Regions from separate parts of the Homo sapiens genome. Here all the other regions are linked to region 2. A link is a loop called in an ENCODE intact Hi-C map of the cell type or tissue named here. Cell type or tissue: heart left ventricle. All regions are shown on one strand. Links, peaks and the distances in the headings refer to the core of each region. The heading gives the core; the rest is flanking DNA. Region 1 has its middle 93 kb from the start of RASSF10. Region 2 has its middle 22 kb from the start of RASSF10. Region 3 holds the start of LOC105376558 (a long non-coding RNA gene).

Evidence for each region. Hi-C counts contacts between places; a loop is a spot of excess contacts. Peaks named below come from ENCODE experiments on the same cell type or tissue, not always from the same donor. Only the 100,000 strongest peaks of a DNase experiment are listed, where the experiment ranks them.
Region 1: a loop joins it to region 2, with 3.0 times the contacts of the local background. A loop is called at or near these places in 3 of 110 quality-filtered maps.
Region 3: it touches region 2 in a loop (2.3-fold over the local background); 3 of 110 quality-filtered maps call a loop at or near these places.

The regions. Positions count from the first base shown.
Region 1 is chr11:13,098,942-13,104,837 of GRCh38, reverse strand. No RefSeq gene overlaps it. Among named protein-coding and RNA genes, the nearest start is that of RASSF10, 93 kb to the right of the region's middle. RefSeq lists an enhancer at 2,014-2,972. In heart left ventricle, for the core only: no CTCF peak of the experiment used is centred there; no DNase peak of the experiment used is centred there; H3K27ac peaks cover 120 bases.
Region 2 is chr11:13,027,939-13,033,834 of GRCh38, reverse strand. No RefSeq gene overlaps it. Among named protein-coding and RNA genes, the nearest start is that of RASSF10, 22 kb to the right of the region's middle. In heart left ventricle, for the core only: no CTCF peak of the experiment used is centred there; a DNase peak (open chromatin) is centred at 2,814; H3K27ac peaks cover 644 bases; H3K27me3 peaks cover 328 bases.
Region 3 is chr11:13,112,044-13,117,939 of GRCh38, reverse strand. LOC105376558 (a long non-coding RNA gene) reads left to right here and starts at 4,959. Exons shown (of 3, transcript XR_931043.1): 1 at 4,959-5,368. It overlaps LOC124902635 (a long non-coding RNA gene), which reads right to left and starts at 2,865. Exons shown (of 2, transcript XR_007062599.1): 1 at 2,420-2,865; 2 at 1,841-2,101. In heart left ventricle, for the core only: a CTCF peak has its summit at 2,857; no DNase peak of the experiment used is centred there.

The DNA.
Region 1 (5,896 bases), core at 364-5,363, 71 kb before region 2:
GAAGAATGGGGCCCCTTGCCCTACTTCACTCCTGGTCTGCTCTTGGGAACAGCCTATATACAAGGTGCTTGACAGCACAGGATAGGGACAGAGGGGTACGTGTCATGTTGGCCACTCCTGGCTGTTTGGAGCCAACACTGATATTACACTGTGTCTGGAGAAGGAAAGCAGGCAATGAGGCTGGGCAACACACAGGAGAGCTCTGTCCCATCACCAACTCCACCTGCCTCCCATATCCATCTCAAAGGAGGCAGCACGCTGCAGCGAAGAAGAAACTGGGGAGGGAGTTCAGAGTCAGGAGCTTTAGCCTCCATCTCTGCCGTTTACTTGCCTTTTGGTATTGACCAGCCATTGATACTCTCCAAGACACTGGTCTTGTTTCTCTTCTATTGCTCTAATGAAGAAGGTGGGTTAGGGATCCTCCCAAATCTCAAGGTCTAAGACTCTCCCACCAGTTGGCTGTAATTTGGTTATCCAGCCTCAGCTTCCTATACTGGATTTCCATTCACCCTTTGCTCCAGTCACAGCAGAACATTCCCCGAACCTGCCCTGTATTTTCCTTCCTCTATTCCTTTGTTCACATGGCTTCCATCCAAACATCTCTTACTTTCTTTCTTTTTCTTTCTTTCTTTCTCTTTCTTTCTTTTTCTTTCTTCCTTTCTCTCTTCCTTCCTATCCTCCTCTCCTTCTTCTTTTCTTTTCTTTTTTTTCTTTTCTTTCTTCCTTTCTTTCTTCCTTTCTCTCTTCCTTCCTATCCTCCTCCTCCTTTTTTCTTTTCTTTTCTTTCTTTCTTCCTTCCTCTCTTTCTTTCTTTCTTTCTTTCTTTCTTTCTTTCCTTCTTTCTTTCTTCTTTCTTTTTCTCTTTTTCTTTTCTTTCTTTCTTAGTGTCTCACTCTGTTGCCCAGGCTGGAGTACTCTCTCTCTCTTTCTCTTTTTCTTTCTTTTTTTCAGAGTCCCACTCTGTTGCCCAGGCTGGAGTGCAGTGGTGCAATCTCTGCTCACTACATTTTCCACCTTCTGGGTTCAGGTGATTCTCATGTCTCAGCCTCCTGTATAGCTGGGACCACAGGCGCACACCACCACACTGCCTAATTTTTATATATTTTGTAGAGATGGGTTTCTCCATGTTGCCCAGTCTGGTCTCAATAACTCCAGCGTTCAAGCAGTCCATCCACCTCAGCATCCCAAAGTTCTGGGATTACAGGCATAAGCCACCACACCTGGTCCTCTCAGTTTCATTTATTGAAATCCTGCATTTCTTTCACGAGTAACCCATTCACCTCGTTGGGAGAAAAACTTTCTTTTAAATCCACATGCATGTGGGAGCATTGATAGCCGAGCAGTGAGGAATAAAGGTTTATATACCAACTTCACTGGGGAAAGGGGGTGGGGAGAAAGGGCTTCTGTGAGAGGATAAATGAGCTTTCAGTGGAGATAAATGGAGGGTATGACAATTGGTGATAATGTGTATTTATGCAATTTCTCTGCCTTGTGCTAATGACCAGTCTCCTTGGCTGTCAGCTCTCCTGGAGAGGGGATTTATGGCAATTTCATTTTCAAGGAGCTCTGCCTTTAGTCCGATAAGGGAAGCTCAGAAAAGGCTTCTTTCTGCATCTTCCATATTTCAAATATCTTCATTTTAAAATAGTCTTTATGCCATTCCTGTAGGATGTCAGTCCTGTCAGCCACCCACTCCTGAACACGGTCTCACTGAGTATTCTAGTGAGAAACCTCAGATAATTTCCACCAGCTCTGTATGCCTCAGTTTACTCTTCTGTAAAATAGGGATAATGTTTCCTATTGTAGTAAAGATTGCACGAGCTAATATAAGGCAGTTAGAACAGTGCCTGCTGTTATGAGCATTGCCTGCTGTTATTATTTTCTACTCAGTCCCCATTCCCTACTAGAGATGTGTGAAGAATAAGAATAACTACGGCTGGGGATTTAGGAGTTATCTCAGAGGCAAAATACTTTGAAAGCAGACATCTTTCGGTAGACTTTAGTTTTCTTCCTTTTTTTTGTTTTTGTTTTTTTTTTTTGTTTTTTTTGTTTTTGGCTTATCACTCGATGGTCTTACACTTCCAATGGCCGTAAGAATTACTGTCCAGGGTTGTAAATGCACAACAATGTCTTCTCTATTTGCAGTCTGTAAATGATGTTGAGGGATAATTTTGACCACATGTGATTTTTGTCTCTTGCATGCACTCTATTTAGAATCTAAACAGTGACTCTTCTTTGTGGGTTTGGTTTTAACTAGAGAGCCTTTCTCCCTGAGTTATTGATGAAGCCCTGCATGGGAAGTAGTGAAGGGTCTGCAGTAACCCAGCTGAGTTCCTCTGTTTTCTTGCTCTGGTTCTACTTTCAGTGGTAGTCCACAGTGTCAATGCAAAGGGTTTAGAGCTCTCAGAAATGCCCCAAATCCAAACCTTAAAAGGCTGGCTTTCTGGCTGAATTATTCACTGTTTAGAAACTGTATTTGAACAGCCTGTAAGCCATTCACTATTGTGGGGAAATGTAAATGAGGGACTCTGATCTCACACTGGGCAAATGCCTAATCAAGTGGGTGTCACCCAGGCAAGAAGGCCACAGAGATGCAAATGGACACTTTTAGACAAAGGTAAACCTATCACTGTGCCAGGATGGTGCCTTAAAGCTGGGCAGTGAGACCACAATGGAAAGGAACAACCCACGGGACCCTTGATATAGACAGAGTCAGAAAGGAAAAGAAGGAAGCTGAGCCCCATCCTTGGAATAACAGTGGAGGTTAAAAGCCCTACAGAATCTATTCTCTACATTCTGGGAGAGGTCAGGAAGTCTGGCCCAGTAGAAAATAAAAACCTTACATAGTTTTACTTATTGAGTCTTACAGAGTCCAGCATTTGTGCTACGTCCCCGTATTTGTAACTCTTTTTCTCTCTGCCTGTGCTTCTATTGGAAGCAGCAGTTAGACTCGTGAATCTGTCCTTATGGAGAGCCAGGAGAGATTGCTGCCTCCCTCCTCACCAGGCTCACATGGGGAAGAAAAGGGCCGTAAGGTATCCAATAAGTGGAAGCAACTGCTGAAAAGGCCAAGTCTGAGTCCCTGGGACCTGCTGTAAGTCAGCAAAGAGAGCCTAGAAAGCAAGCCAGGGCCCAAGAAAGTATGAAATCCTGTGTGAGGCCAAACAACCACTGCAATATTAAACTTAAAACACCTACCCCATCCCATGCTACAGTTATTTTTATTCTTTTTTTTTTTATTTTTATTTTTTATTTTTGAGACGGAGTCTCGCTCTGTCGCCCAGGCTGGAGTGCAGTGGCGGGATCTCGGCTCACTGCAAGCTCCGCCTCCCGGGTTCACGCCATTCTCCTGCCTCAGCCTTCCAAGTAGCTGGGACTACAGGCGCCCGCCACTACGCCCGGCTAATTTTTTTGTATTTTTAGTAGAGACGGGGTTTCACCGTTTTAGCCGGGATGGTCTCGATCTCCTGACCTCGTGATCCGCCCGCCTCGGCCTCCCAAAGTGCTGGGATTACAGGCGTGAGCCACCGCGCCCGGCTTACAGTTATTTTTAATATGTGCCTGATGTCTCCCTTGAGATTCTAAGCAAACTGAGGGCAGGAAGCATTCTTGGTTATGTTGTCACTCCCAGGGTCTGTCTATCACAGAGTTTTGCACGCAGAAGGCACACTTTAATTATTTATTGCTGTGTAACAAACCACCCTGAAACTTAGTGGCTTTGAAACAGTTTATTGTTTCTCATGGTTCTACCTTTTGGCTGTGTTTGGCACAGCAGTTTGTCTGTTCTACGTGACATCTGCTGGGTCACTGGTTACGCTGTGTTGCAGGCCACTTTGGCTATGCTGGAAGGGTCTTGAAGACCTCACTCATGTCTAGCATTTAAGCACTCCTCTACTTGGCCTTTCTTTCCATTCAGGAGTCTAGCCAAAGCTTCTTTCCAGCATGCGGATTATCCAAGAGCAAAAGTAGGAGCTACCAGGCCTCTTAAAGGCTACACTCAAAACTGGCATAACCATTACCTCCATCACATTCTATTGGTCACAGCAGGTTACAAGGCCAGGCCAGATTCAAGAGAAGGGGAAATAGGCTCTGTTTCTTGATGGGAGGAGGGGCATGCTTATATTGGGAGGAGAAGAATTATGGCCACCATCTTTGGACACTAGCACAATGTACTTGCTCAATATGTATGGAATTTATTTTCCAATATGAGGACTAGCGGTGAATATGGCCTAATCAAGGAAGCTTACACTTTTCTTCTATTTATATGTCACTGTTTCTGGTTTCATAAAACAACAAACTAGACCAGCACTGTCCAGAAGAAACATAATGTGAGTCACAAATATGACCCACATATGTAATTTTTAATTTTCTTGTAGCTACATTCACTAAGTAAACAGAAACAGGTGAAATTAATTTTAATATTTATTTTATTCAACCCACTATATCCAACATATATCATTTCAACATGTTACCAACTGAAAATCATTAATGAGATATTTTACATTCTTTTTTATTTTTGTACTCTATTTCAAAATTTGGTGTGTTACACACTTACAGCACATCTCAATTTGCACTAGCTACATTTTAAGTGCTTAATAGCCACATGTGACAAGTGACTATCATTTGGACAGGTGCTAGACAGTCCATTAATTTTTCTTACCTCTACAGTAAGGAAAAGTAGATGATAAAGTACAGCAGGCGGCACTATAATGCATATTTTTAGTGCTATTGTGAGCAAAAATGATAGAGAATACATGAAATGCTCCTCAAGTACCTTGCATACAATAAAGGCTCATTAAATATTGCTTCCATTTCATTGTTGACAGGTATTTCATTGCCCTCTTAAGCTTGCTCAAATTAAGGCTACGTGTTCCTTGAGCCAGAGAGCATTTATAACCTGCTTTTACCTGATGCTATTAACCAGGTTTCTTTCTTTTCTTTCTTTCTTTCTTTTATTTATTTATTTTTTTTCGGTTAAGAGACAAGGTCTCCCTCTGTTGCCCAGGCTAGAGTGTAATGGTGTGATCTCGACTCACTGCGGCCTCGACTTCCCGAGCTGAAGCAGTCCTCTCACCTCAGCCTCCCAAGTAGCTGGGACCATAGGTGCATGCCACCATACATGGCTAATTTTATTTTTATTTTTTTTGTAGAGACAAAGTCTCACTATGTTGCCCAGACTGGTATTGAACTCCTTGGCTCAAGTGATCCTCCTGTGTCGGTCTCCCAAAGTGCTGATATTACAGGAACGAGCCACCATGCCCAGTCCATCTTTCTTATTTCTCAAAATTTCTTAACTTTCTATTTCTCTCTGCGCATCTGCTCCACTTTCTTCTTCCAGCTGACCAGAATCCTCTCTGCATACATACTTCACTATGGCTTCCCCAGCCTCTTTTGTTATGACACGACTTTTTGATACATCTGACCTGCTGATGACTGGCTTGGATTCTCCACATTTCCCGGTTCCCAACAGTGGTAATCTGATTGGCCTAATTAATGTCTTTTCATGCCACTTCACATCCTATAATTGATAATTGGCTGCCTTGGGTTCAACCCACCCTTGGTCTCTAATCAGTTGTGGTTAGGGAAGCACCTTCTTATGGTACTCAATATGGCCACCTGGAAATGGGGGGCTGCCCGTGTGGTAGTATCCCTTAGAGGGGTGTGGCCAGACATACTGGTTGATATGGAAATGCTCTATTTCACTCTCCATCACTGGGATTTCCCCACTGAGCTCATCAGTCTGGCCCCAACAGAAAGAAGGTTTCCTCCCTTTACTTGCTACCATCCTTGACCTCTAGGATAGCTTCACCTAACTACAGGAATGCATATGATTAAAGGCTGTCAGAAGCCTGGTTGCTGAGGAAGTCTGCTTAGGCACAAGGCAGTGCTCAAACAG
Region 2 (5,896 bases), core at 544-5,543:
CTCCTGTCACATAGCTGTCCTCTCCCTGTGCATCTTCACATCATCTCTCCTCTGTGCCTATCTCTTTGCCCACATTTTTTTTAGATGGAGTCTCACTATGTTGCCCAGGCTGGAGTAGCAGTGGTGCAATTTTGGCTCACTACAACCTCCGCCTCCTGGGTTCAAGTGATTCTCCCACCTCAGCCTCCCGAGTAGCTGGGATTACAGGCACCCACCATCATTCCCAGTTAATTTTTGTATTTTTATAGAGACAGGGTTTCCCCATGTTGGCCAGGCTGGTCTTGAACTGCTGACCTCAAGTGATCCACCTGCCTCGGCCTCCCAGAGTGCTGGGATTACAGGTATGAGCAACTGCACCTGGTCTCCAAATTTCCCTTTTTTAAAAAATTTTTTTCTTCTGTCCTCACAATTTGTTCCCACAAATTTCCCCTTTTATAAGGACATTGGTCACACTGGGTTAGGGCCCATCTCAATGACTTTCTTTTAAGGTAACTACCTCTGTAAAGATCCTATTCCCAAATAAGGTCACATTCTGAGGTACTGAAGATTAGTACTTCGACATTTTTTTTGCAGGGGCCGGGGGACACAATTCAAGCCATAACAATGGGAAATGATGTCTACTTGTCCATAACCATTCATTTCAGACACTCCAGCAGTCAGGAGTCTCTCACAGAATTTCTGTGATTGCCATGGCCTACGCCATCCTGTTTATCTGCATTTCCTCTCCTGTGTTCAAATGCGCTGCTCCTGTTACAACACACAGCACCCATTACCCCATGTCTTCAATATTTTCAACAACTCACCTAATAAGATCAGGAATTTCATGCATTTAGTAATTTAAGATGGAGAACTGGTTGCAGGGAACAATCTCATCAGGTAGCTGCCATCTTTCTCACTTCACCTCTTTCCAGAAGCCTGGACAGTTTCCATCCCAGGATCCTCCCAAGAGACCCTCTTTCCTCCAGCTCCCTGGAAGACATATTCCAGTTCTCACCTCCCGCCCCCACTTGGACTGCTCCTCTCACAGAGACTGCTGTCAGACCACCCTTACCTCCTCAGCCACCTCCTCCTGCCCACAATTCAGCAAATTAATATTTTCTCCACTTATAGCATTTCTATGGATTCTTTATGTAATGGCATTAAGCTAGATGCTGATGATACAACACAGAGCAAGACACACATACACACACACTATATATATACACAGTATATATGTGTGTGTATATATATATAGACACTATATATGTGTGTATGTATATATATATATAGACACTATATATGTGTGTATATATATATAGCGTGTATATGTGTGTATATATATATGTATGTGTGTATATATATATATGTGTGTGTATATATATTCCCTGTCAATATGATGTATACAGCCTGGTGGGGAAGGCAGATGTTAACTGCGTGGTTGCAAGTGTGATTAGTATGATGACTGTACAGAAGAAATGTGCTGGGTGTGTATAACAATAACAAGTGCTGCAACTTTTTAATGAGGTTGTATTGCATGCCAGGCACTATTCTAGGTCATGAGAAATCACTATTCTCATGGAGCTTATATTCTAATGGGCAACAGAGACCAATAAAAATGTTAGATAGTAGTAAGGGCTACCAAAAAAAAAAATCAGGATAAAGGAGTAAAGCAGCCTAGGGGTTGTTTTGGTTAGGATCAGGTTTAATTGCACAGGACAGGCAACAAAAATAAAGGTGGCATAATATAAGGTTTGTTTGTTTCTCTGACATGGAGAAATCCAGAGGTAGACAGTCCAGGACTTTTAGAGTAGTTTCAAGATCATCAAGCACCCTCTATATTTCTTCTCTGCCATTGTTAGTGTGTCTTACATTGGCAAGATTGCCTTATGGTTCAAGGTGTCTGCAAGAGCTCCAGGTATCACATCTGAGGTCCAGAAATGAAAAGGGAGTAAGTGAGTGAGGGCAAATAGGGGGCACCTTTCAGCTGAATCATTTCCTTTTAAGGCACTTTGTCAGAAACATCACCCAACTTCTTGCATTTCAATGACAGGGAGATTGAGAAATGAAATTCATCAACTATATACAATACTACTCAAAATATACCATATAACCAGAGTTTATTTATAAGGAAGAAGGGAAAAAGGTATTGGATAGACAACTTGTCATAGCTGCTGGCCCCATGGAAGACTTTCCAGAGAAGGGGAGGCTTAGGCTGAAGCTGAAAGATGAGTGAGAGTGTCAATGCCAAGAGGAGGGTGAGGGAAACAGCTCCACTGCAGGTTGAACAGCAGCTCTGACATTCCAGAGGGCTGGGACCAAGTTCATCTTTGTCCTTCAGTGCCTAGCTCATATCCTGGCCCAGCACTCATCTCATGAAATATTTGTTTACTAAATATCAGCCCCTGACTGAGTGCTTTTGCCACCTTACATATGTCTCTACTCTAAGAGGAATATCCCCCAAAGAGATTCTCTCAGTTACTTCCATTCTGCTTACAGCAAAGCAAATGACTCTTGGGGAAAAATCATCTGGTGCCCAGATACAAATAGGCCATGCACTGAGGTATCCATAAGTCAAAATATGGAAAATGCACTGCAGTAAAAGCTGATCACAATGTCCCCATGAATCAAGAACACTGTTTCACAGACCAGGGAAGCTCCCACACTAGGTGTCCTTTGTTGTTTATAGCCACAGAAGCTGCTGAGGTGGGAGCTAAGGCAAGGAAATGAGAAGAAACCTGCCCAGCCCTTCCTGTTGATGAGATTCCAATGGAGACTGGTTCTCACATTTAGTGATTATTGAGCCAAGTCTGGGAGTTCTGGCACAGGGCCAGACACCACTCGCTGGCAGGCCTGGGACGTTTGCATGGAGCAGCACAGGGGAGAGAGTAGATAAATATGTGCCTTGCTCAGAGCCTGGCATGTGATAGGTGTTCAGTAAATATTGGCTCCCTGAATGGCCGGGGCACTTGAGAAAAGGTTTACAGAGGAGTGATATTTGAACAGATCATAAAGGATAAGTAGGGGTTCTTGCAAGGGAGGGAAGAAGAGACAGATATTTCAGATGGGAGGAGTGCTGTGTGCAAACGGAGAGTGGTATGGACAGCATAGCATGTTCAGGAAACCTCAAGTGGTTCAATGGGTCTGGGGGAGAGTGGAGTGGGAGATGAGGCTGTTAAGATGTATTGTGCAGGACAGGGCTGAGATGTTTGGGCATTCTCCAGTGGGTAATAGAGAGTTTTGATGAATGCTGAACAGAGGAGGAACATGCTCAGAGTTACAGGGTCATTTGTCCCCTTGTCCTTAGCCACTGCCCCAGTGCAAACCTTCCCGAGTCACGACCCTGCTTCCATTGACTGACCTCCCGCTGTTCCCTCACCCCAGACCTTTTCCTCTCTCCATTCCAATTCCTGGCATCACCGTGGGTCCTTTGGGTCTCCTAACAGCTTTGGCTTCTGGCTTCGGTGACCCTCACCTTCAGCAGACCTCTTCAGCCACCCACTGCCAGGGCCTCATTATGGACCGTCTCCACCTTGAGAAAGTCAAACCCTGGTTGTTCCCTTCCTCTGTCATTGACTGAGCAGCCAGAGGGGTCAGGTCACATCATTCACCTGCTTAAATCTGTTCCCTGATAATCAGGACATTGCAAATACAATCCAAACTCCTTCCTGTGGCCTCCTGGGCTCTGCATGTTGTGCCTCCCACCTACTTCTTCAGCCTCATCTCGGATCTCCCTCCCCCTTGTCTGCCATTCTTCCTTGGACCTTCATCCTTTTACAACTACAGTCGTATCTTTACCCCATCATACCAAACCTCTCAAATGAGTTCTTATTCCTTGCTGTCTCCAACTTCCCACTTCCCACTTGCTCCTCAAGCCACTGAATGTGGCTTTGGTTTCCACCAATCTACTCGCACTACTCTTTTCAAGGTTATATTTATACATTGCCAAACCTGATGAGGTCAGGTGGCCATCTAGTCTTGAAACTCACTCCCTCAAAGGTCATTTTCACAATGTTACCTTTTCCTTCTTTTCCTACTTCTCTGTTCTTTCTTAGTCTTTGTGTATTCCTCTCCTTTTATCTACTGTTTAAATATCAGTCTTCTCCAGAGCCCCATCTTCAGTCTTCTTCCCTTCCCACTCTACACATTTCTTTGAGCAGCTAAATCCCTGTCCATGGCTGCCCCGTCCTGTCTTCAGATAATATCCACACACACACACCTCAACTCAATATCTTCCAAAGTAACTTCACCACCTCTTACCCCCACTGCTGGCCAAGACCTATTCCACACCATCTAAGGAGCCCCCACCCGTATCTTTCCCTATGCCCAAGCTGGAATACTGAGATTCATTCTAGGCTACTCCTCTCTCACCCTATACCAATGATTCATCATGACATGTGAATGAGGCTAGCTCCTAAACAGCTCGTACATGTCTGTTTTTCCCATGCCCTAGTTCAGGTCCTTTTCAACTCTCTTCTAAAATGGACCACCTGATTCCTGGGTTCTCTGCTTTTTTTCTTTTTTCATCCTTGCTTGACTCTGAAGGACCACGTCTTAGTAAACTTGATGTCCTCTGGGACTGCCAGAGTGTCTGTCACCTAGTAGATACCTGTAGTAGGTGTTTGTGACTCTATGAATGAAAGAATGGACAAATGGGACAAGGCACTTGGCATCGCCCAGTTCAGTATAATATGTTTGCAACACTAAAATGTACTAATCTCTGTTGTCACAGCAACTGTTTTAGGCACTTATTATTCTTAACCTCTCTGGTTAAATAATTTGACTAAGGTCATAGAATTAGTAAGTGGAAAAGCCTGGATTTGAACTACTGGGATCAAACCTTAAATGTTCCACCAAATCATAGAGCTTTTTCCAGCAGTTGCATTACTTTTAGGTCTTACTAAAAAGCTGATGTTAGCCACATTGATCTTCTACTCTACTGAGCAGTATTGTCTCTAAATGACACTTTTTCCCCTCAGGAAATAAACTGCTTTCATTTCCTCAAAACACAAAGGTTGTCTTCACTGTTGCTTTTCCAAAGAGTGTGTGGTCCTGTGCTACCTAGGTTAAGGCATCTGTCCTGGTATGTACATTTCAAAAACTGCCCCTGGCAACCAAAGGCAGGAAGATTTATATGTTCCTCCGTGGCTTGAGATATCCACCTTCTTGATGATTCTGGTAGCTAGCTATCTCTTAGAAATACTAAAATAGACAAAATATCACCCAAAGAGAGTTTGAGTTCCTGCACTGTCTTCCCCCAAACCTGCTCCTCCTCCTGTATTCCTTATCTCAGTGAATGGCCACCTGTTTCTGAAGCCGGAAATCCAGTCATTATCTGAGTCCTCCCTCCTCCTCCCTCTGCACATCCAAACCAGTGCCAAGCTGAGTCTATTCTTCCTCTGCGGCATCCCATGAGCCTGTCCTCATCTCTCCATCCCAACCACTTTTGCCTTCATTCAGACCCCCACCTGAATCTTACCTGCATCAGGAATCAGCTGCCTGACTCCTGTCTTCACTTCCATTTTGCACACAACAAGCCAGCACACACACTGTTGCCCAAGTCACGCAAGCAGGCAAATTGGCTCATCTTAGGGTTTCTGCCTTTAAGTTTCCAGTGTCTTCTCATTTGTCTCAAGTTAAAGGCCCAAGTCTTCATCATGTCACCTTGGTGGGGACCCATCATGGTCTGGCCCCAACCAACCTCTCCAGCCTCCCCTCCCCACACTGTCCACCTCTCAGCTTGGCTTGTATCATCTCTTCTTCTGCCCTTTTTCACTTTCTAGTTTTCCTATATAGATTGCCCCCCACTCCCTCATTTCATTGGCAAACTCCAACTGGTCATTCAAATCTCAATTTAGCCATCATCTGCTCCCACCATCCCTGGCCTCCACAATCTGTGTGAGAGGCCTCATTGGTTTTC
Region 3 (5,896 bases), core at 665-5,664, 84 kb before region 2:
ATGTCTTAAAAGACTAACAATCACAGAACAACGCTTCTACTCAGTGTGTGTCTTCACTCTCCTGATTATAAAAAGGAATCACTAACTTGCTTTATGCTGTTTCACGTTGAGGGAAAGTAATTGAGGTTTTTATGAAAAAAAAAAAAAAAATCCTTGGAGGATTCACATTTCAATCCCAGGCTACATTAGCTCAATTTCTGCAGACCATACTCTAGGCACACAAAATATTCCCACCATTCCCCCAAACGTACATGTTTCTTTATCCACAGCATCTTCTTTGCGTAAAATGGCCTTCTCCACCCTGCTCCCTTTCTATTCTGGCCAATTCCTGTTCACCTGAAACTGTCCTCACAGGATGAACAAGAACTGGACAGAATATAGTTACAATTAAGCATTAATCATGCTGCACTTTGACACACTTCCTTATAGCTGAAAGCCAGATAACACTAGATACTCACCATTTGCATTCCTATTGTTCCTAAAAATAGGGTTTCTGATATTAGTATCTTAAGGCTTTTATTTGGGAATTGCTTAAGATGTTTTTCACATCCGGAATTCCAGCGAAACAGCTGACATCATCCAGTTTAAAGACCCCAAAGAAGAATAAAAACAGCCTGAGAATATGGTTTCTTTATCTCCTTGTTCCATGATTTCAGCCTGCAATCTTACCGATCAACAATCACCACACTTCGGCCCACTCCAAAACTCTTAAAAACCCTAGCCCCAAACTCCTCAAGGAGGCAGATGTGAGGTTTCTTCCCATCATCTTGTCCAGCAGCCTCACAAGTAAACCTCTTTATCTGCTGCAACCCAGGGTCTCAGTGTATTGACTTGCCATGCACATCAGGCAATGAACCTATTACACTTACACATTTTTAAGGCCCAACTTGAAGGCTCGTCAACTATGTGAAATGTTCTCAAGCTGAATCTGAGTCCTATTTCTGCGCTGTTGAACTGCTTTGCCACACTACTGTCTACTCTCTGGGCTGAACCCATTGGGGGCAGGAGTCATATTTCAGTCAGTCAGTCAATCAGTCAGTTCATCAACAAATGATTCTTGGGTACCTATTCTATCCCAGACACTGTGCTGGGCACTGCAAATACCCCCATGAGCAAGATAGACAAGACTTCTCTCCCCTAGGAGCTGGGATCTGGGGTGGGATGCCAACAGATCAAGAGGCAATTGCAAAGCACTGTGAGAAGTAGCAGTTCTGAAGATGAAGAGTGCAGGGAAATACGCCCCAGGCAGAAGGAACGGCATATGGGAATGCTGGTGGCAAGAGAAAACATTCCTCACATATCATTACATTTAGGAGAGAGAGATGCCCAGTATTACCAGAGAATAATACTGTCAAGAGTCTGGCAAGAGATGAGGGCAGAGAGGAGACCAAGGACTGCATTATTCTGCATCTTTTGAGCCCTTTGAGAAGTCTAAACTTCCTCCTAGGAGCAATGAGGAGCCTCTGAAAAGTTTTAAGCAGGGAAATGGCATCTCAGATTCGCACATTGAAAGATAATTCTGGCTGCAACTCAAAGAACAGACAAGCAGGAGATATTACTGGAGGCAGGGACAGCAGTTAGGAAAGACTGATGAGAAGGGATGGTGGTCTGCTCCATAGGGGTACAGCGGGAATGAAGATAAATGGGTACTGGCAGTGGTATCCTGCAGGTAAAATGGATGGGTTTGGTGGCTTATTGGTTATGGCTGCAGGTGAAGGATAGAGGTGGCAATGGAGGGGAAGACTGGGTGGAAGCTCTCAGGCTCCTTTCTTGAACAATGTTTAATGGGAGTGTGTTAGTTTCCAAGGGCTGTCATAACAAAGTACACCACACTCGTGGCTTAGAACAACAGTCATTTATTGTTTCACAGTTCTGGAGGCCAGAAGTTTAAAATCAAGGTGTCAGCAGAGTCATGCACCTTCTGAAGGCACTAAGGAAGGATCTGTTTCAGGCCTCTCTCTTAGCTTTCAATTCAACCCACAAAATGGGGAAAGGTACTGTTATTCCCTAAGACCCCCACAGAGGAAAGCTCATGCAGTAGAACAGGTTTGCCGATAGAGAGATGAATCCTTGAGCTTGGGGCATGTTGAGCTTGGCGAGCCTGTGGAAACCCATGAGAAGATATATAGAAAAGTATTTGATACATTGGGTTGGTGTTTTGGAAAAGGAGGGTATGGAATGGGCTGGGAATATAAACTTGAGAGTCTTTGGCTTATAGGGTGGATAAGACAGTGAACATTTGGGAATGGCCAGACCTCCTGAGGGGAAAGGGAGCAATTCATCTCTGCAGCCCCAGAACCTAGCCCAGGCCCTGCCGTTGCTGTAAAGGTTCAGTGAAAAACTGCCTGATGGAATGAAAGGATTTCTTCAACTTTTCATTAGTTTGAGATAAGAAGGCTTTGCATGGGTGATTGCTTACCCTCCTCTGGCTCTGTGACCTGAAGGGAGTGTACTTTGTGGCAATGAGAAACAAGCATCCTTAGGTTTCACTTTACAGTCTCCTTCAGTGTAATTTAGAAAATTTGCCCAGAGCTTCTCACTCAGCATCTAGGGAAAGCCACCAGGTTGTGCCCATCTCTTGACTTATAAGAACATGAACAGAAGAAAGACATATGCGTCTTGCTTTAGTTTGCAGCAACACTTCCTTTTTTACTTACAAATCTTCACCTTTGCCGTCTGCCCAGCCTTTTCAAAAAACTGTAATAAAGTTTCCAAATAAAGCCTTTTCTGTACCACCTGCTTTCCCCCCACAGCCCAAGACTGATGGTCATTTGATCTTGGGAGTATCTGGAGCGTGTTGTTCTCCCACCTGGCTGTGCTGGAGCAGAAGCTGCTGGGGGACAGTGGGTGGAGCTGTGGAGCAGTGTCATCATCTGCTGGGCAGTTGATCCAGGTTCCTTTGTGCCTGTTGCCTGGTGACACCCAGAGGCCCCTCTCTCAGAGCCACACTCTGGCTTGCTATTGGTCCGGTGGTGGCATTTGTTGACAATAGACACTTCCCTGGCTCCAGGTTCTGAAAGAGGCCTGGGAGCTTTGGTTTCAAGCTACAGTGCTCATTTAAATGCATTTCTTTAACTCTTTGTGTCCCCTTCCAGGAAAGTTCAGCGAGAGTGTGCACCCTGACCCTCTGGCAAGGTTCTCCCCTTCACCCTAGAGTGCAGCTGGACTCAGATGGTTTCTTCTCTGCTATGCTGCTGTGGCAGGACAGTTTTCTTCTCACCTCTTCCTGGGTTTTTTTGTGGCTGCTTAAACAAACAGGCTTTGTCGGCAAGACAAGTCATCCAAGTTGAGCTAGGAAGTAGTTGATATTAGCAAGAGAAAGGTTTGTTTTTAGGATGTCATATTCTGAAGACTATGAAAGACCAGAGCCTCTTCTTAGAGGTCCCAGGAACTGTAGATACAATCTATGCCTTCCTGAAACAGAGCTGGGGCCAGGCACAATAGAGGGGGAGCAGAAGACTGAGGTGACTCTGGGGGAGGTGATGAGGGTGGGAAAGAAAACAGAGAAGGGCTTCTGAATGTCCCCAAGGTGGGCCCTGTTTGATCAGTGAGTGGATTTATGGCCCAAAGGGGTGGCATCATTTAAGGAGCTCAGTCCCCCACTTGGTGAGTGCCTGGCATCTGGGATCCTCAGGCAGCTCCCCAGACACTCCCCATCTGCTTCTTCCTCCCTACCTTCTGGGTACCCTTTAGAGAATGCGTCAGCTGAGGGTTAGAGTATGGATAAGTTGGGTCGAGGCAGCTGCAGTGTGGACCAGAAGCTGCCCAATTCTGGCTGGTTCCTCGAAGAACCCACTCAGATCTTTTTTTTTTTTTTTTTTTTTTTGAGACGGAGTCTCGCTCTGTCGCCCAGGCTGGAGTGCAGTGGCGGGATCTCGGCTCACTGCAAGCTCCGCCTCCCGGGTTCACGCCATTCTCCTGCCTCAGCCTCCCAAGTAGCTGGGACTACAGGCGCCCGCCACTACGCCCGGCTAATTTTTTGTATTTTTAGTAGAGATGGGGTTTCACCGTTTTAGCCGGGATGGTCTCGATCTCCTGACCTCGTGATCCGCCCGCCTCGGCCTCCCAAAGTGCTGGGATTACAGGCGTGAGCCACCGCGCCCGGACCCCACTCAGATCTTTTAAACCTGGTACTGCTTGTAGGAATATACAGGCCCAGACTCCCGGCAAACTGCCCTGCCTATACTCCACACCTCGTACCCTCTCTCTCCTCCCACCTAGAACAAAACCACTTTTAGGCAGGGAAGGCAGAGGCTCTTGCAAAGACCAAGCAAGGGATGAGGGAAACCTGATGAACGCTTCCCTTCCCTTCTGTTGAGCCTTGCAGCCAACTGCCCAAGCTCTAGCCTACACTCCGACAGGAGGCCCCAAGGGGACCTCAAAACAGGAGAAGACATTCTGAGGCTTCTGAAACTGTGTCATCAAGATTAATTGACCTATGTCTATAGTAGCCAGTACTCCAGAGCAAGTAGGGTTTGGAGCTGGGGCAGAAGTTCCAGGTCCCTGTGACTGGGAGACATGTGCACCAGGTCCCAGTGACCCATGGGTCACAGAGATTTCTGCTAAGCCTCCCTGGAGCCCAGTGTCCCAGTTGTCTCTGTCTGAAGTGCGCTGTTGTGTTAGATTCATCAAGAGGGTCCCTCCCTCCAACAGGGCTGCGGGTCCTATTTACACAGCTTCTTTCATTGTCTTTTGTTTTTTTGAGACGGAGTTTCGCTCTCTTTGCCCAGGCTGGAGTACAATTGCACGATCTCAGCTCACTGCAACCTCTGCCTCCCAGGTTCAAGCAGTTCTCCTGCCTCAGCCTCCTGAGTAGCTGGGATTACAGGCATGTGCCACCACACCCAGCTAATTTTTGTATTTTTAGCAGAGACGGAGTTTCACCATGTTGGCCAGGCAGGTCTCGAAATCCAGACTTCAAGTGATCTATCCACCTCGGCCTCCCAAAGTGCTGGGATTACAGATGTGAGCCACCACATCCGGCTTAGCTTCTTTCATTTTCTCAGGTCCTCTTTCTGCCAGCAACAGTTGTTCTGCAGTGTTTCTAGTGTGACTCCTCCTTGTGCATGCACCCGAGTTCTGAGAAAAAGAAGCCATTTATCCCCAGTTCAGGTGCAATATGTCTGCTGAAAACATGGTAGTATTTTGCCATCATCAATTTACTCATCCATTTGAACTAAGAGCCAGTCAGAAAGGTTGGGTGCAGCCAGGCTTTAGTTCTGTTTTGTTTTTGCTTTTGTTTTTCAGAAAGAGGAAATTGGCACTAATTTGAGCACAATTGCTTGCAAACATTTTACTGATTTTTTGTTGTTTTGATCTTGCTTATAGGAATTATTGAGAAAAGAAAAATCTTGGGATGATAAATATGGTAAGATCCATTTAATATTAAAAGTGAAAAGGAGGTGGGTTTCACAGAGAGTAGACCAGTGGTCTTGCAATCAATTCTGAGAAAGATTCTGAAACAAAAATTTTAAGATATTCTATTAAGTCCCTAACAAAATACCAAGCTCGGTGGTTTCAACAACAGAAGTTTATTGTCTCACAGTTCTGGAGTCAAGAAGTCTGAGATCAAGGTGTCAGCAGGGTTGCCCCTCTCCTAGCTTCTGGTGGTTTTCTGGCAGTCTTTGACATTCTTTGGCTTGTAGAAGCATCACCGTGCACTCAGCCTTCATCTTCACATAACACTGTCTGTTTGTGTGTGTGTGTGTGTTTGTGTCCAAATTCCCTCTTTTTCTAAAGATACTAGTCATATTGGATTGGGGTCCACCCTACTCCAGTACGACTTGATCTTGAGTGCTTACATCTGCACTGACCCTATTTCCAAATAAGGTCGCATTCTAAGGCACTGCACCTTAGGGCTTCAACTATGAATTTTGGGGGAACACAACCATAACTG